Linked DNA regions of Homo sapiens: all the other regions are linked to region 2. A link is a contact called in ENCODE Hi-C or POLR2A ChIA-PET data. All regions are on one chromosome and are shown on one strand. Each heading gives the region's core, a stretch centred on a gene start or an enhancer-like site at or near the end of the contact. The rest is flanking DNA. Distances are from core to core; before and after follow the strand shown. Region 1 holds the start of SMYD2 (SET and MYND domain containing 2). Region 2 holds the start of RAB3GAP2 (RAB3 GTPase activating non-catalytic protein subunit 2). Region 3 holds the start of CENPF (centromere protein F). Region 4 holds the start of ANGEL2 (angel homolog 2).

What was found. Hi-C counts contacts between places; a loop is a spot of excess contacts on that map. ChIA-PET counts read pairs that join two places held with the same protein, here RNA polymerase II (POLR2A). Pooled maps may share reads with other maps.
Region 1: a map of naive thymus-derived CD4-positive, alpha-beta T cell shows a loop between it and region 2 (9-fold over the local background). The contact joins the promoter of SMYD2 here to the promoter of RAB3GAP2 in region 2. A Hi-C loop is called at or near these places in 2 of 168 maps with a recorded cell type or tissue (both naive thymus-derived CD4-positive, alpha-beta T cell) and 8 of 50 pooled maps. POLR2A ChIA-PET finds 5 or more read pairs at or near these places in 1 of 52 experiments (activated CD4-positive, alpha-beta T cell).
Region 3: a loop to region 2 is called in a pooled map, with 12 times the contacts of the local background. The contact joins the promoter of CENPF here to the promoter of RAB3GAP2 in region 2. A Hi-C loop is called at or near these places in 4 of 50 pooled maps.
Region 4: a loop to region 2 is called in a pooled map, with 16 times the contacts of the local background. The contact joins the promoter of ANGEL2 here to the promoter of RAB3GAP2 in region 2. A Hi-C loop is called at or near these places in 5 of 50 pooled maps.

Annotation. Positions count from the first base shown.
Region 1 is chr1:214,279,251-214,282,859 of GRCh38, reverse strand. It overlaps SMYD2 (SET and MYND domain containing 2), which reads right to left and starts at 1,701. Exons shown (of 12, transcript NM_020197.3): 1 at 1,433-1,701. The coding sequence starts at 1,605. It overlaps LOC124904509 (a long non-coding RNA gene), which reads left to right and starts at 1,824. Exons shown (of 2, transcript XR_007066876.1): 1 at 1,824-3,609. RefSeq lists silencers at 1,282-1,441, 1,472-1,591, 1,612-1,901 and an enhancer at 2,181-2,746.
Region 2 is chr1:220,270,002-220,273,791 of GRCh38, reverse strand. It overlaps RAB3GAP2 (RAB3 GTPase activating non-catalytic protein subunit 2), which reads left to right and starts at 1,339. Exons shown (of 35, transcript NM_012414.4): 1 at 1,339-1,569. The coding sequence starts at 1,455. RefSeq lists an enhancer at 2,744-3,245.
Region 3 is chr1:214,600,887-214,604,908 of GRCh38, reverse strand. CENPF (centromere protein F) reads right to left here and starts at 1,714. Exons shown (of 20, transcript NM_016343.4): 1 at 1,588-1,714. RefSeq lists a silencer at 1,611-1,820.
Region 4 is chr1:213,013,853-213,017,523 of GRCh38, reverse strand. ANGEL2 (angel homolog 2) reads left to right here and starts at 1,657. Exons shown (of 9, transcript NM_144567.5): 1 at 1,657-1,911. The coding sequence starts at 1,853. RefSeq lists enhancers at 1,622-1,931, 1,644-2,231, 2,232-2,820.

The DNA.
Region 1 (3,609 bases), core at 452-2,951, 6.0 Mb after region 2:
TTTGGGAAAACCCAATGCTCACTTCACTCAAACGTTGCAAAGTGGTGCCATGACCCTTTAGCTCTTGGCTCACCAATTCAAAGAGCCACATCACATACAGCCCTTAAGCTGCCCACGGCATGATTCCGTGTCTAGTTCCTTTCCAGGTCCCCCCAAGCGGAAGACAGTTCTGGCAGGGAGTCTGGGCAAGATTACTACAATATTTAGCCTTTGTCCCTTCTTTTGCTACGTCTTATTGTAGAATGAGGCACACAGGTCTGAGAGATTGAGTATGCTGGACTTGAGACCTGTACTCAAAAGGTCCCTGCAGGACCGCAGGTCAGCTTAATCCAGCCCAGGAATCTCCATTTCAAAGATGAAGAAACTGAGGTTCAAAGAAAGCAAATCATGGTCTCTACTCAGAGTACTGGAAGGCCTGATATAAACTTAACCCCAATGCCATGCCTCCTGCCTTAGTAAATTTACTGAGCACCTAACCAGTGAGAAATAGGCAGAAGTGAATAAGGCCAGATTTCACTCCCTTCACTACTGGTGTGAATGGATAAAGGTAACTCCACTTTCTCTCTGGGCTTTAGTTTTCTCATCCATTAAGTGAAAGACAAGACTGAATTGGTGATTTCTAATGTGCCTTTAAGCTCTGAAACTCTCATAAGAGTTGAGGATATAATTATGTGTTGGTGTGTGCAAATGTATATGCATCATATATACAAACACAGACACATATATACATATGGTATCTTACAATTAAATACCATTAGCAACCACACATCTTGCCCAATCCCTTCCTGCGACCATGTTTTCCTAATCCCAAACCGAAACTGGACACTGCAACTCATCGTCGCAGCACCTCAGAATCCAGGGGGTGTGGTCAGTGCCCACTGGCGTCCCTCCAAACACCCATGTAAGCGTACTTTAACATGTAAGCGTACTTTACAAGACATATACTAAGTCATTAAATTCCTTGGAAGAAACGGCCAATCTGAGGCAGGGCTGGACTGTGGGTAACAGAACACACCGCAGGAAGCATAAGTTAAAGGTGACAGCCCGTGGCTGCCCAAATTTGGGGCTCCGCTGCCAATGCACCGGGAGGGCAGTGAGTGCCCAGGCTTGGAACAAGCCTGGCTCGGAGCCCACATTTGAGGGCAGGAACCTGCACGCCCGGGTTTGCGCATCCAGCGTGAGCAACTCTGAAAACGTGCAGTGCAGGGCGTGCAGCGGGGCACCGGTCCTGTTTCCTCTCGCACGTGGCGCCTGGCGTGGGGCTGCAGCGCGGGGCCGCAGCGCGGGGCCTCCTCCCCTCCCCGCCCCCCACCCCGCCCCAAGGGCCGGCGCTAGGACCCCGCGAGCCGCACGCACTTCCTGGCGCCGCCGTCCAAGCCTCCCGCTCGGCGCCCCCGGCTCCCGCCCGCCGCCGCCGCCGCCGCCGCCCTACCTGGTGAAGCAGTACTCGCAGTGGTTGCCCCGCTCGTTGACCGTGAGCACGTAGGCATAGGCCGGGCAGGAGAACAGCAAGTCCCCCACCTGGAAGGGCTGCAGAGCCCGCAGCCCCCGGCCTTTGCCCGGGCTGCAGAAGCGCTCCAGGCCGCCGAGGCCCTCGGCCCTCATGGTGGCGGCGGGGCGCGGCCGCCGGCTGTGCCCGAGCTGCGGCTCCCGGCGAGCTGTTATTGGAGACGCGTCACCTAGAGCTGCGGGGGGCGGGGTGGGAGCCGCCCGGCGGACGCGGCGGCGGCTCCCCGCTCCCCGGAAGGGAGGGCGGCCCCGCCCGGGCCTCGCGCGCCCCCGCGGGGAGGGGGACGGGCCCGGCGGCCCCGCCTAGCGCCGCGACCCTCGGCGGCCGCCCCGCGCGCGCTCCGGGCCGTTTCCGGTGTGGCCGCGACAAAGAGCCGCAGCCCCTGTGGCTTCTGCGAGGAGGCGTGAGGCGTGTGCGCCTCCGCGGCGTCTCCACGGAGCGAGCGGGACGCGCCCTCCTCCTCGGTGGGAGGGAGGGGGGTCACCTGCGGGGACCAGGTATCCGAGGGCCACCCCTAGACAGTCAGCCTGGCCCGAAGGATGACCAGCCCCCGGTAAATAGAAGGGGGCGAAGCCAGCTCCGAAACCTTACGTTCGCTGTCCCTTGTAAAGACCCTAGAGGCAGTGATCGGGGAACGCCAAGGAGAAAGCGGCAGAGGGGAAACCACAGTAGAGAAGTTTGGTGTGCAGAGGGTTGAAGTGTGCTTTTCCAAGGTTAGAGGTTTTTAAACCTTGTGGCTTTAATGGGAACGTAGTTTGCCCTCTGCTCCTCTAGTGGAATTACATGGACGGAAGAGGAAATGCATTGGCCGGCCCAGCTCACCGAGTCTCTGAGGCATGCTGCGAACGTTGCAGAGGAAGCCAGAGAGAACCTTGCCTTCAAGGAATTTAGGCTGTTGGGGGATAATGCGATGCTGTGGCCAGTGTCCAGGACACTGCGCTAGAGTTTGCAGTAGTTTTAATATGCTTGACCACCCACGAACTGTGATCTTAGAAAAGTCACTTGGGTTAGGAGTCAAAGGATTTAAAGCCCACAAAGCCTGAAACGTAAATCCTATACACATGCACGCTATTACTTTTCATATGAGAAAGGAAAATATAATCCGTGTTCCACATGATTATGTAAAGACTGGAATTGATGTACATGCAGTAAAGACTAAAATTGTGACGAGATCATTTAGCAGAAACCACTACTTCAAAATAGGACCTCAAACAGTTACCTGTGTAAGTTCAGGACTGGTTGAGCAAAGGGAAAGGATTAATATGATTGGAGATGTAAAATCAGTGGAATTTTTGGCATTTCAGTAAAATGTCTTTATCAGCTGGGTGTGGTGGCTCAGCCCTGTAATCCCAACACTGTGGGAGGCCAAGGTGGGAGGATCATTTGAGCCCAGGAATTGGAGAGTTGGAGACCAGCTTGGGCAACATAAAGACCCCGTCTCTATGGGAAATTAACCACCTCTCAAGTGGTGCTGAGGTGGGAGGATAGCTTGAGCCTGGGAAGTCAAGGTTGCAGTGAGCTGTGGTGACTCCATTATACTCCAGCCTGGGTGACAGAGCAGGACCTTGTCTCAAAAGAAAACAAAAAAGCCCTTATTAGTGGCAAACTAAATAAGCCTCTAACCCGTCTTCAAGTAAAGGAAGTTATGATAGTATTTTCATTTATGCATTTTAAGAAACTTCGACTGACTATGGCCAGCAACTGGGATAGAAAGATGGACATCAGCCGGCTGTGGTGGCTCACGCCTGTAATCCCAGCACTTTGGGAGGCCGAGGTAGGCGGATCACCTGAGGTCGAGAGTTCAAGACCAGCCTGACCAACATGGAGAAACCTCATCTCTACTAAAAATACAAAATTAGCCAGGTGTGGTGGTGCATGCCTGTAATCCCAGCTACTCGGGAGGCTGAGGCAGGAGAATCGCTTGAACCTGGGAGGTGGAGGTTGCTGTGAGCCAAAATCGCACCATTGCACTCCAGCCTGCGCAAGAAGAGCGAAACTCTGTCTCAAAAAAAAAAAAAAAAAAAAAGTGGACAAAATGTAGTCCTAGGTCCTTGCATTTGGCACATTCAAGTTTGATAATACCATTAGTTATTGAGTAT
Region 2 (3,790 bases), core at 90-2,589:
GTGTATGTCCACGGGCCTGACAGAAATGAATGCTCTGGACCCCATCCACTTGCCTTTCATTTGTTCCTGTGCCCTTTTTTCATACAAAGTGGATGGCCTCTTTAGGTTTCCTTTAGGAAATGTGTAAGTGCCTACAGGCCTTTGTGCTCACATTAAAATAATTTTTTTTGTTTTTATTTTTTGGAAAAATAACTTAAAGTCTGCTCAGAGACAGCTCAATTTCTTTATTTTAAAAATGGGATAAGACACACTATTTTTAGATGGCATTTGTGACTATCCAAATGAACAATGTAAAGTACTTTCAAAAATAGTGCTTTGTCAAAGAAACAAGTTATTCTATTTACTTTATGTATGCATTCCATTTATTTCTTCAGCAAATATTTATGAAGCACTTACTAGCATGATCACAATTTCAGTTAAATAGTTAAGTACAGTAGTCCCCCCTTTATCCATGGGTTCATTTTCCACATAATTATTCAATTTAATTATTAGTTATTGTTAATCTTTCACTGTGCCTAATTTATAAATTTAACTTTATCATATATATGTATAGGTAAAAACATAATACACATACATAGGTTTCAGTACTATCCATGGTTTGAGTCATCCACTGGGGATCTTAAAACATATCCCCTTGGATTAAAGGGAAATACTGTAATTAATTGCTTACTGCCTGTATCAGTCACTAGAATTCCAGCTTTCTGGGAAAAGGTACTTCTTCTCTTTTGTTCTCTAATGCTCAGCACCCTGCGTGGCTGGCATTTAAAAGACTAACAAATATTTGTTGAATGGATGGATGAATGCATGAATGAAAAACCAAATGAATAATGAAAACAAAAGTGTATAATACACTATAACACGTACTATATTGGGCTTGCGTAGTACTATGGGAATCTATAGTAGGAGCATTTAAAGCCAGCCTTGACGGGGCTAATCTCCGGAAGAGCAATTAATCTTTTCAAAATCCGACTCTTGCAGGATACGGTCCCCCACTGGCCTGCCACTAGTTTAAAACGAATTAGTTTCTGTGAAACATCAGGATCGTGCCAATAGTAGGGGACCAATAAGACTGAATAAGTCAAAGGGCTGCGCGGACAAGTCCAATTAGAACACCTCTGGCTAAAAGCCAGAATGAATGAAAGGGTTCATGCCTCGGCGTAGACACACAACTGGGACTGAAAAATCTGCCCCAAGCCTCCACGTCGACTTTGGCTCCACCTGCAGCGGCGGCGCCGTAGTCACGTGACCCGGGCCCCCGCGCCCTAGGCGCCTGGGCCAGCCTGCGCCTGCGCAGTACTCGGAGACAGCGGACCCGTGTCAGTGACAGCTTCCGGTTTGGTTTCTCCGCCTTCTGCTTGGCTAGAGCTATTGGGGCTCGGTGGCGGCCGCAGTGGGGTGGAGGGGGCAGGGCGTGGTGAGGTAAGGTGAGTGCCGTAGTGGGGTTCCCTGGAGCCATGGCCTGCTCCATTGTCCAGTTCTGCTACTTCCAGGACCTCCAGGCCGCCCGGGACTTCCTCTTTCCTCACCTGCGGGAGGAGATCCTCAGCGGCGCCTTGCGGAGGGACCCCAGTAAGTGCCTCTCTGGCCTCGCCCTTCCTTCCCTCGTCACCCGCGGCCTCTGCTCACGGGTTCGAGTCTCCTACTCGCTCTGCGCCTCCTGCCTCTGCCCTCTGGACCCCCAGTTCTCCCCGTGCCTCCCCTCCGCTCCGGGATGACACCCTGCCCACCTCGTCCTGAAGCCCCATTTGTGTTGTCTTCCTCTCGACCCAGCTTTTCTCCTTAGGCCCTCTGACCCCTGGCTAAAAACTGCGTCTTGTTTCCTCTCGCCTCTGCCTATCACCGCTTTCTCCCTCCCTCCCCCCACCCCCACACATTCCTAGCTTTCTCTCTGAGTATCTTCTCCGTCTCCCATCTTCAGCCTGGGGTCGTTCCCTGTTTCATGTTGCCTGCTCCGTGATCGCATCCTCCCCGTTCCTTGCCACATGTCAGCGCTCCACTCTGGTATTGCCCCAGCTCCCACTCTCTTCCATCCCGGAGACTGTGGCCTTCTGCTACCTCCCATTCCGAAAGTGTTGATCATCCCCCCACACTCTCCCTTCTTTCATCTGCATTTCCCCCATTCAGATTTTGAGAACAAATGGCTGACAAATGAGTGACTCTTGAGGTAAGACTCTCTCAAAGAAGGAAAATAACCTGTCAGGAAGTGAACGAGAATCTACATTAGGAACTAAAATTACAGTGACATAGCCAAGAAAGGTTAATTTGCTTTATTGAAGCCTTCCACCTATTTTTATCATCAAAGTGTTTAATAAGCCTTTCCCCAAGTAGTATAAAGTTCCAAGGCTGGTTTATTAGATACTATATAGGCTTTCAGAATTTCGTACATTTCATTTTGAAAGGGTGTGCCTTGTGTTTTATTTTATTTTATTTTATTTTATTTTATTTTTGCATTTCCAACCTGAAGCACATTTGGCTTTGTAGTACAGCGCTCTCACTTTGTGCTATACCGGAATGGTGATATAAAGCCCACTAAGCTCCTCTCCCTTTTTTAGAAAATTTAGAAGATATCAAATCGAACCCATCTGTGAATGATTGCATACTTTGTGCCAGTCATTGGTGCTACAAACCAAATAAGGTTGGTGGACCCTGCTGTAGGAACTTCTGGTTTACAGACAAATCATTAACTTCCATTCAGTGTGACTGAGATATACATGAGGCATTTTCTTGAAGTGGTGATACTTAAGCCTACCTTTGAAGTACTAGTTAGAGGAGTAAAGGAGCAGTAATAGCATGTGCAGAGGAAGGGAGGCCTGAAATGGCATGGTATTTAGAGAACTAAGAAAAGCTGAATGGCTGGAGAGGAGGATGGGAGAGGAAGAGTTGGGGCAATGAGGCAGTAGTAGTAATAAGGAGCTAGACCATGAGAGGCCTTGTGAAAATTGTGGCGTTTCTCTGAAAGTTTAAGTAGAGAAATGACATTGTCAGATTTGTACTTAATGTAATCAACAACATTTGTTGAAGACCTGTAATGTGCTCTGGTAGCAAAGTGGAGGAGAGATTGGAAGAAGGGAAATGGATTGGGAAGCTCTTCCAGTAATCCAAGCAAGAAATTATGTGAGCTTGAATTAAGAACCTTAGTAGGATGAAGATGAAGGACTAGATTAGAAAGACGTTAAGGAGTTAGAATCTGCAGGACCTTGTGAAGGTCTGGTGATGGGCATTGTAACTAGTAAGTGAGGGGGAGTTTAGGAAGTCTTTGGCTTGTGGTTTGGGCAACTATATGTAATAAGAGAATGAAGGATACAGATTTTCAACCTTTTGCATTTTAAATGTTTATGGTATGTCCAAGTAAGGACATCTGGTTGAACACCAGATATAGATAGTCTAAACAGTAGGGAGTACTGGGCCAGAGATGTTAATTGGGGAGCTAACAGCAAAAAGTGTCAGTTCAGTCTCAAGGATTATGTATGTTGTGAAATGCACTGAGTACTAAAGCTGTAAGCTTAGAGGAGCACTGGTGTTTAAAAGTCAAGTAGAGGTTACTGGGAAGAAGACTGAGAAGGAGTAAAAGAAAGAGGAAAATCATGTGAGAGTAAGGCCCTCGGAGCTGAGGAAGGCGAGAACTTGATGAGGGTGAGGAATGGTCAGCAGTTTTGCAAATGCAGCAGGGGTCAGGTAAGAAAAGGATAGAAAAATGCTTATTGGTTTTGAGAAGGTGGAGGTAACTTGGACCTTAGGACAGTTTCAGTAGGATAGTGGAGGCAGAAAGCATAGTTATAGGATAAGGGGT
Region 3 (4,022 bases), core at 465-2,964, 5.7 Mb after region 2:
CATATAAGTTGGATATCAAAGCCCTGGAAAGCTGTGTTTTGCTACCAGTTTTGTTTTTTTTTCTAGCTCTCAGTTCTTGGAACACAGCATCTTGTATTCCACTCCCATTTATCCCAAAACTACTGAAAGGAGTCACATGCCTCTCAACCAACAAAGGACAACTGACCCTGTCTCAATATCCTCCATTCCAATCTAGTTTGTCAGGAGTCAAAGAACTGTACCCAGAGACACACAACTGTAATTGCCCTAAACAATTCAGCCAGCAACTGAAATCATTACATCAAGATGCTATAGCCAACAGAATATAAAAAGGAGCAATTTAGAAAGATGATTAGAAAATGAGGGGAATAAACATAAAGAAGACTGGCAAGCTGAATGCTTTTCCATTCCAAAGTCTAAGATAGAGAACAATATAGATGTAGACCAAGCTAACTGTGATTAGAGCAGATTTTGGCCCATTAAGGGATCAGCTATCAGCCACCTGTATTGGGCCATTGGGGCAAAAGAACAAAAAAATAAACCCAGAAGTTTACTTTTGAGGAACAGGGAATCGAGGTGGGGAGTGAAGAAAAGCCCTGGATGAAGGTTCCTGCATGGAGGACTTGCAGGACTATTGTCCTTTCCAGAAAATGCTGTATCTTTATCTCTTAAATACGTGGAGGGCACTCTTCATGCCCGAACTACCCAGTCCCTTAGTCCCCAAGGAAGCTCTTGTGTGACCTCCTCCTGCCCCACCTCCACCACTGCTTTCCCGTTGTCAGAATTCCCCACCTCCTCCAAAAAGCCAGAGTCCCCGTGCACTGTACCAAGGCTGGGTCTGAGAATGATAACCCTGCCTTCTCCTCTAGGTCAGGCTCAAGGACACGACCCATGCCTTTTATTTCTGGGTCCTCATTACACAGCCGAGCCGGGCACACAGGCGCGTTCAAATAAATGTGGAAGGGAGGACCGGGCGTAGTGGCTCATGCTTGTAATCCTGGCACTTACAGAGGCCAAGGCGGGAGGATCCCTTGAGCCCAGGGGTTCCAGACCAGCCTAGGCAATATAGGGAGGCCTATCTCTATTTAAAAAAAGAAAAAAAAAAATGTGGACGGGAGGAAGAAGAGAGGGGAAAGAGAAATGCTCGCGTAACTAACCATAGGCACCCCACGTCGCCAACCAGATCAAAACTCAAGCTTACATCTACTCAATAAAACAAAGGACCAGGGCCTGAATTTCAATAAGGTTGGTTACGGGACTGGGAAGGCGGCTTGGAAATACCTAGTCATCTCCAATTCTTTTACGGAGGAAGAAAATGATCCCCTAAAGTGTGAGTCCGTGACCGAGTAGGGTCTGGGACACTAATCCGAGACCAGTTTGAACCCGAGCAGAAGGGCGCAGACACCCCTACGAACCACATCCCGGGGCGGATTCTCCAGTTCGGTCGGGTGGGAGGGGGCGGTCCCCGGCACCTACAGGGCCGGGAGAGTGATCCCAGAGGCCTCCCCGCCCAGTACCCGCCGGCAAAAAGCCAGCGGCACCCCCACGCCGCCCGCCGCCTACCGCCCGCCGCCAGGGCCAGGATCCGGACCCAGTCAGGACGCTCACCTTGCTCTCGGGGACGGGAAAACGACCTCTCGGAGAGTACAGTTCTGGCGCGGCTTCGGCGGGCTGGAGCCCAGAGTCTAATTCAAACTGCCCGCAGCCGCCACCGGTGCCCAATTCGCCCGCTTCTGGTCTCAACCAAACTTACCTCCACGCCTATTGGTCACTCTAAGTAGCTGCGGACCAATCCGCGCCTGCGCACTCAGACTGCCGCGTCTGATTGGCCCTTTCGGATGGATTTTAAAAACAAGCCCTCTACTGGAGGTGCCTGCGCCGGAGTTTACTGTTCTTTTTTGTTGTTGCGGGGAGACGGAGACCACGTGCTTTTGCTAATGCTAGACGCGGTTTTGGACCGCTATTTCCGCAAAAGTCAGGGAATGCGCCCGCTGATTAGGAAGGCGTGGTCTATCGCCTACAGCCAGGGGAACTGTGCTGCCTGGTGAAACCTCTTTTAAACTGCACGTACCAATCTACTTAATTAAACGTAAATTTAGGACATAGATACTAGGTGCTGTGTTTGTCATGCATTCTTTATCCGGTGTCGTTCTTAACAATTCTTTGAGGAAAGTATTATCCTCATTTTATTAAAAAGTTAACAGGCTCATAGAAGCTAAGTACAGTAATTTGAAATTGAATCTACGCAATGCAGGATGTCGCTCTTAAATGCTGTCCTTTATGGTTCATATTTCTAAGACGTGATTCTGAACACTTATTTTCCGGGATTAAGGCGTGGGGGGAGGACACTGCATCAGAATTTAAAATTCAGAAGAATCCTCAAAACGGGGTGTAATGCTTTTCGTGAAGCCCACTAGTTTTCTATGTATGTTATATACTCGTTTTATTTCCCTATTAAACTATAAATAAGCTTCTAAAGGCAGAAGCAAAACAATTAATTGTTAAAGTAATAGATCTCTAATGCTGTTGTCTGCCTCAATAGGTACCAAACTTTCCAGCCCCCTGACTTTACCTTTCATTAGACTGTTCCTGCAGTACCCAATTCAAGTGTCACTTTTTTTATAAAACCTCCCTAATCCCACCCACTCCTTAGAGATAATTATTTCCTAGACCTTTCCTGGAACTTGCAAACTTCATGTTTAGGATTTTCGCCGTGTCTTGTCTTGTATTTATGTCTACGTCTGACTCCCCCATCAGACTCAAAAATTCCTTTACAGTAAAATCTGTTTTAATTCATTTTTGCATCCCTAGTAACTTTGCACATAGTAATTTAAAATCCAGATCATCTTGGGAGATAAAACTGCTATTTGGGGAAAGGCCTTGTTCTTACTATCTTCTACCTTCGAATCCCCAAAGGGAGGGGAGAGAGCAGGTAGGGGAGGAAAACTTTTGTCAGACATTGCCATGATCAGTCTAGTGTCTGGTAGTTTTAGAATTTGAACCAAATTGTGTCTGGCTTCAACACAAATTACAATTCCATTGCTTCCCAGAGTAATTATTCAACTATGTATAGGCTGTTTAAGGAAAAATAAACAGCTAGAAAGACAGATAATAGAGGATATTTTTAAGGTTTGAATAAGAAATTTGCATTTACTATTCATTCATTCGTTCTTCAGCAGATATCTATTGAGTGGCCACTGTATAGTCAAGCCTTGTGCTTCGTTTTTCTACAATGAACAATAAAGAAATACATTCATTTCTTGAACAAGGGAAATAGGATGGATACCATTCTAGTAACTCCTGTGATATTTCTCTGACTTTAATTTTATGCTTCCCTTCCCCTCCCTTTATTTTTCCCCCGGTTGGTTTGTTTGTTTTGTAGGGGGAGGATCCCGTCCAACCAAAGACAGATGTTCTCTAAGGGTCCATTTTTGGCTCTCTGCTCTTCTCTTTTTAAGTCCTTTCCCTCAGTTAGCCAGTCTACTCTCTCTGGATTGTTCATCCACTACCTCGATATTCTGCTTGTGGACCAGTGTCTTTGAGTCTTCCCATCTTTTCTACAGATTAGACTGCAGGTTCATCACTGAAATCACTCTTTTGCCAGTGTCCTCAACTCCCTTGCCTCTTGTTCTATCTCCCAAACTTGTATGTGTGCAAATGTCCATATCATCCCTTGGTGCACTATTGCTGCAGAATGGGGCTGGAAAAAAATCCCAGCACTGTGCAAATACTTTAAATGTAGGATGTCTAGCTGGGCCTCAATGCTGCTCCACAGCCCTTTCTCCCAGTTTCAGGATTTCTCTAATCCGCTGCAACAACCATCTCCATTCTTACTCTCAGAAGATGACTTTATTTTCTAGTTCACAGAAAACATAAGATTTCTGACAGGAACACCTTCAACTTTCTGAGACCCAAATCTACAAATGTGTGAAAATCTATACCCATTCTTACCTCCTTTCTTCCTGTTACAACCATGGGAAATGTCTTTCTGACTACTCCTAAAACTGAACAATCATACTGTGTTTTGAGGCAACTTGCTTCTC
Region 4 (3,671 bases), core at 408-2,907, 7.3 Mb after region 2:
TGGCCTCCCATATTGCTGGGATTACAGGCGTGAGCCATCAGGACCAAGTGTCCTTTTCACATTCCATTTAGTGATATGTTTTTCACGTTTTTGTACTTTTTGTTGATGTTGCTGTTTAAAATGGTCCCCAAGCGTTGTGCTGTATAGTGCTCCTAAGCACAAGAAGGCTGTCATGAGCCTTGCAGAGAAAATAGCAGTGTTAGATAAGCTTTGTTGAGGTATGAATTATAGTGCTGTTGACTGAGTTCAATGTTAATGAATCAACAATATATATTAAATAAGATGTCTTTAAGCGGAAACACACATACAACAAAACTATGTATTGATTAAGTTGATGAAAATGCGACCAGAGGCTTACAGGATCCTAATCCTGTATTTCCCTTAGGAGTAATGATTCAGTATTTACTAATTCAGTGTTTCCAGCAACTTTACAGAACCTAACTACTGCAAATAACAAGAATCAATTACATACTGAGGGAAAGGTTTTTTTCAAATACACTTTACTTCCTTTTATGCACCAGGGATAAGAAAAGCCTTCCCAAGAAATTACCACTGTTTCAAAGAGCCTATAAAAGCAGTGCTCCTGCCTTCTAGTATCCTTTTCCCCTCTACTCTCCACACTTTATTCTTTCTCGGTTTCTCTCTTCCTGTTTCTTGCAGGGTCTCCACTTAAATAATGTCTTTCAACAATCTACAGTCCTATAATACATTTAATAAAGGTGGACACACAAGACATACAAGTACTTTTTTTTTTTTTTTTTTTTTTTTTGAGACGGAGTCTCGCTCTGTCGCCCAGGCTGGAGTGCAGTGGCTCGATCTCTGCTCACTGCAAGCTCTGCCTCCCAGGTTCACGCCATTCTCCTGCCTCAGGCTCCCGAGTAGCTGGGACCACAGGCGCCCGCCACCACGCCCGGCTAATTCTTTGTATGTTTAGTAGAGACGGGGTTTCACCGTGTTAGCCAGGATGGTCTCGATCTCCTGACCTCGTGATCCGCCCGCCTTGGCCTCCCAGAGTGCTGGGATTACAGGCGTGAGCCACCGCGCCCGGCCCATACACGTACATTTTAAAGTGAGAGCTATGGCTGTGCTTCCGCAACATTAATTGCAAAATTCTGTGGTACCTCAGTTCCATGGGCACCCAGAGGATGCGTTGTTCAGCCTCAGCTGGGAATCTGCACTTTGGGCAATTAAAAATTTTCACTGCTCTGTTTATTTCTGCCGGGCGCGGTAGCTCACTCCTGTAATCCCAGCACTTTGGGAGGCCGAGGCGGGCGAATCACTTGAGGTCAGGAGTTCGAAACCAGCCTGGCCAACATGGTGCAACCCTGTCTCTACTAAAAATTCAAAAATTAGCCGGGTGTGGTGGCTCATGCCTGTAATCCCAGCTACTTGGCAGGCTGAGGCAGGAGAATCGCTTGAACCCGGGAGGTGGAGGTTGCAGTGAGCCGAGATCGTGCCATTGCACTACAGCCTGGGCGACAAGAGCGAAACTCCATCTCAAAAAAAAAAAAAGAAAGAAAGAAAGAAAAAGAAAAAAAAGAAAGTTTATTTCTGTTTCTTTAAGACGAAGTTCGGGTGTTTTGCCCTCTTCAGAAATGGTTGCACGCGCGTCCCACGCTCTGCGCATGCTCCTTGAGCAGAATTCCGGGTTAAGGCATTCAGGGACTCTGACTGCGCAAGATGGAGTGTAGGCCGGCCGGCGAGACTGCACCTCCCAGCATGCCTTGCAGCCAGGACTGGAGTCGGTACTTAAGAGTGATGGGGTTCCCTAGATACTTTAGGCCGTCGCATCGATTATAGAGATTGAGGTGGAACCCGGGGCCTGGGAACTGGACGCACGCGGAGGGCGAAGATGGAAGCCTGGCGCTGTGTGAGGAAGGGCTACGGCCACTGTGTGGTGGGAAGAGGCCGGTCAGTAGGGCTGGGTACTCGGAGGGAGGAGAGAGGGGCGGGCGGCCTGAAAGAGCGGGCGGGCGTCCGGGACTAACCCGGGGCGGGGCGGGGCGGGCTAGGGGTGGAAGGAAGAGGAAGAGGGTCTGGGCGATGGTGCATCCGGGACGAGCCTCCAGAGACCAAGCGGGATAGGTAAACCCGCCGCGCAGCTGGCGGGACGCTGGGCCAACGAGGTCTGGGGTCTTGGCGCGGAGTTCATGGGCCGCCGGCCAGGCTTGTGCCAGTGGCTTTGGATCCCTGGCCTGCTTCCCCCAACCCAGCCTCCAGACCAGCGCTGGCCTGCTCCACACACTCCGCAGCACCGTCCCGGGAACCGAGCGTCGGCGGGGAGGCCGCCTCTCCGCAGTAGGTCTCGGCGGGCCTGATCCCTTGGAGGCGCGTGTGTGGCACACGCCCAGGAGGGGCTTGATTTTTGTTGATGTGTTAGTGTCTTTCAAACTTTAGTCACTTGTATGTCATCCCTTACTGTTATGGCCAAGTTCTTGTTTCACGTGTATTATTTACTGGATATTTTTCTTTAAATTGACTCAGTTTTTTTTAAAAAGCACTTCAGTAGGTGCTGCCCACATTAGCTTCACCCTAAGCAGTGTCTGCAGAGTCTTGGATTTGATGTGCGATTATGTTTTTTCCTAATAAACTAACATAAGTATTTAGAAATTACAATCAAGTAATTTAACTGTGTACTCTGTGAAACCGACTCGTGTACCACCCACCACGCTTGGGAAACACAGCATGTATTATTACATAAGCGATGGGGATTTGGTTGTAACTCCCATAGGCCTGGGACTTGATGGTAATTCAGTTCAACAATGTTTCCTGAGTACCAGCTGTTTGCCAGGCACTGTGCTAGGCACTTGTGAAGATAACGGAATTAAAATGAATAAGACGGTTCTGTTCTGGCCCTGAAGGAGCTTAACATCTTAAGAGAAAAAAAAGTCTGAATAAATAACTGCAAATATAGATAATAGCTTTTGTAGTACAAGTATTATATTTCAATACAGTGGCTTATTAGCATAGAAAATGCATGGACCAAGTGCCCAAATTCCTATGGCTTTCAGAGTTATCACAAAGCAGTGTAGAATGCCCATGTTATGCCTTTAAAGATTTACAATTAAGTAGATTTTAGAGAACAACTAGCGAATACTTAAACTGTAAAAATTATAATAAAAATTTAAATGCTGTTAAAACGAGAATAACAGCGTATAAAGTTAAATAACAGTAAACGCAACTTAAACAAAATTCCCTTAGGGATGGGAGCGCACATTATTGATGCTGTGGTAGAAATGTAGCTGTTAAGAATTTTGGAGGAAAGGATAAAAGTCCTTCTCTGAATCTTAACATTTTGCCAAAGTAGTATAGTGAGAGGAACATGGTGCTTTATTAAGCTGAAGTGTTTCTTGAGAGCCTGAGAGCAACATACCTATTAAAAATGTTAGCGCCACTTTGGAGATGTTTTGGATGATGGGTTAAATTGAAGCTGTTGGTTTGGAGTGTTGGTGCATTCGTAGTACGTCATCCCCATCCTCTTTCATTTCCCCCAACGAGAATCATGCTTAAAAAAGAATGGAGAAATAAATTATCCACCCGTTGATTAGTAAGAGAAGTAGTTTTGTGAATTTATGAAGTTGTGGATAGGCTTTTGTTTTCCTAACTATACAAGTGTTTGGAAAAATCTGCCCTTGGTATAAAAAACTGTTCAGAAACTTGTTATTACTCCA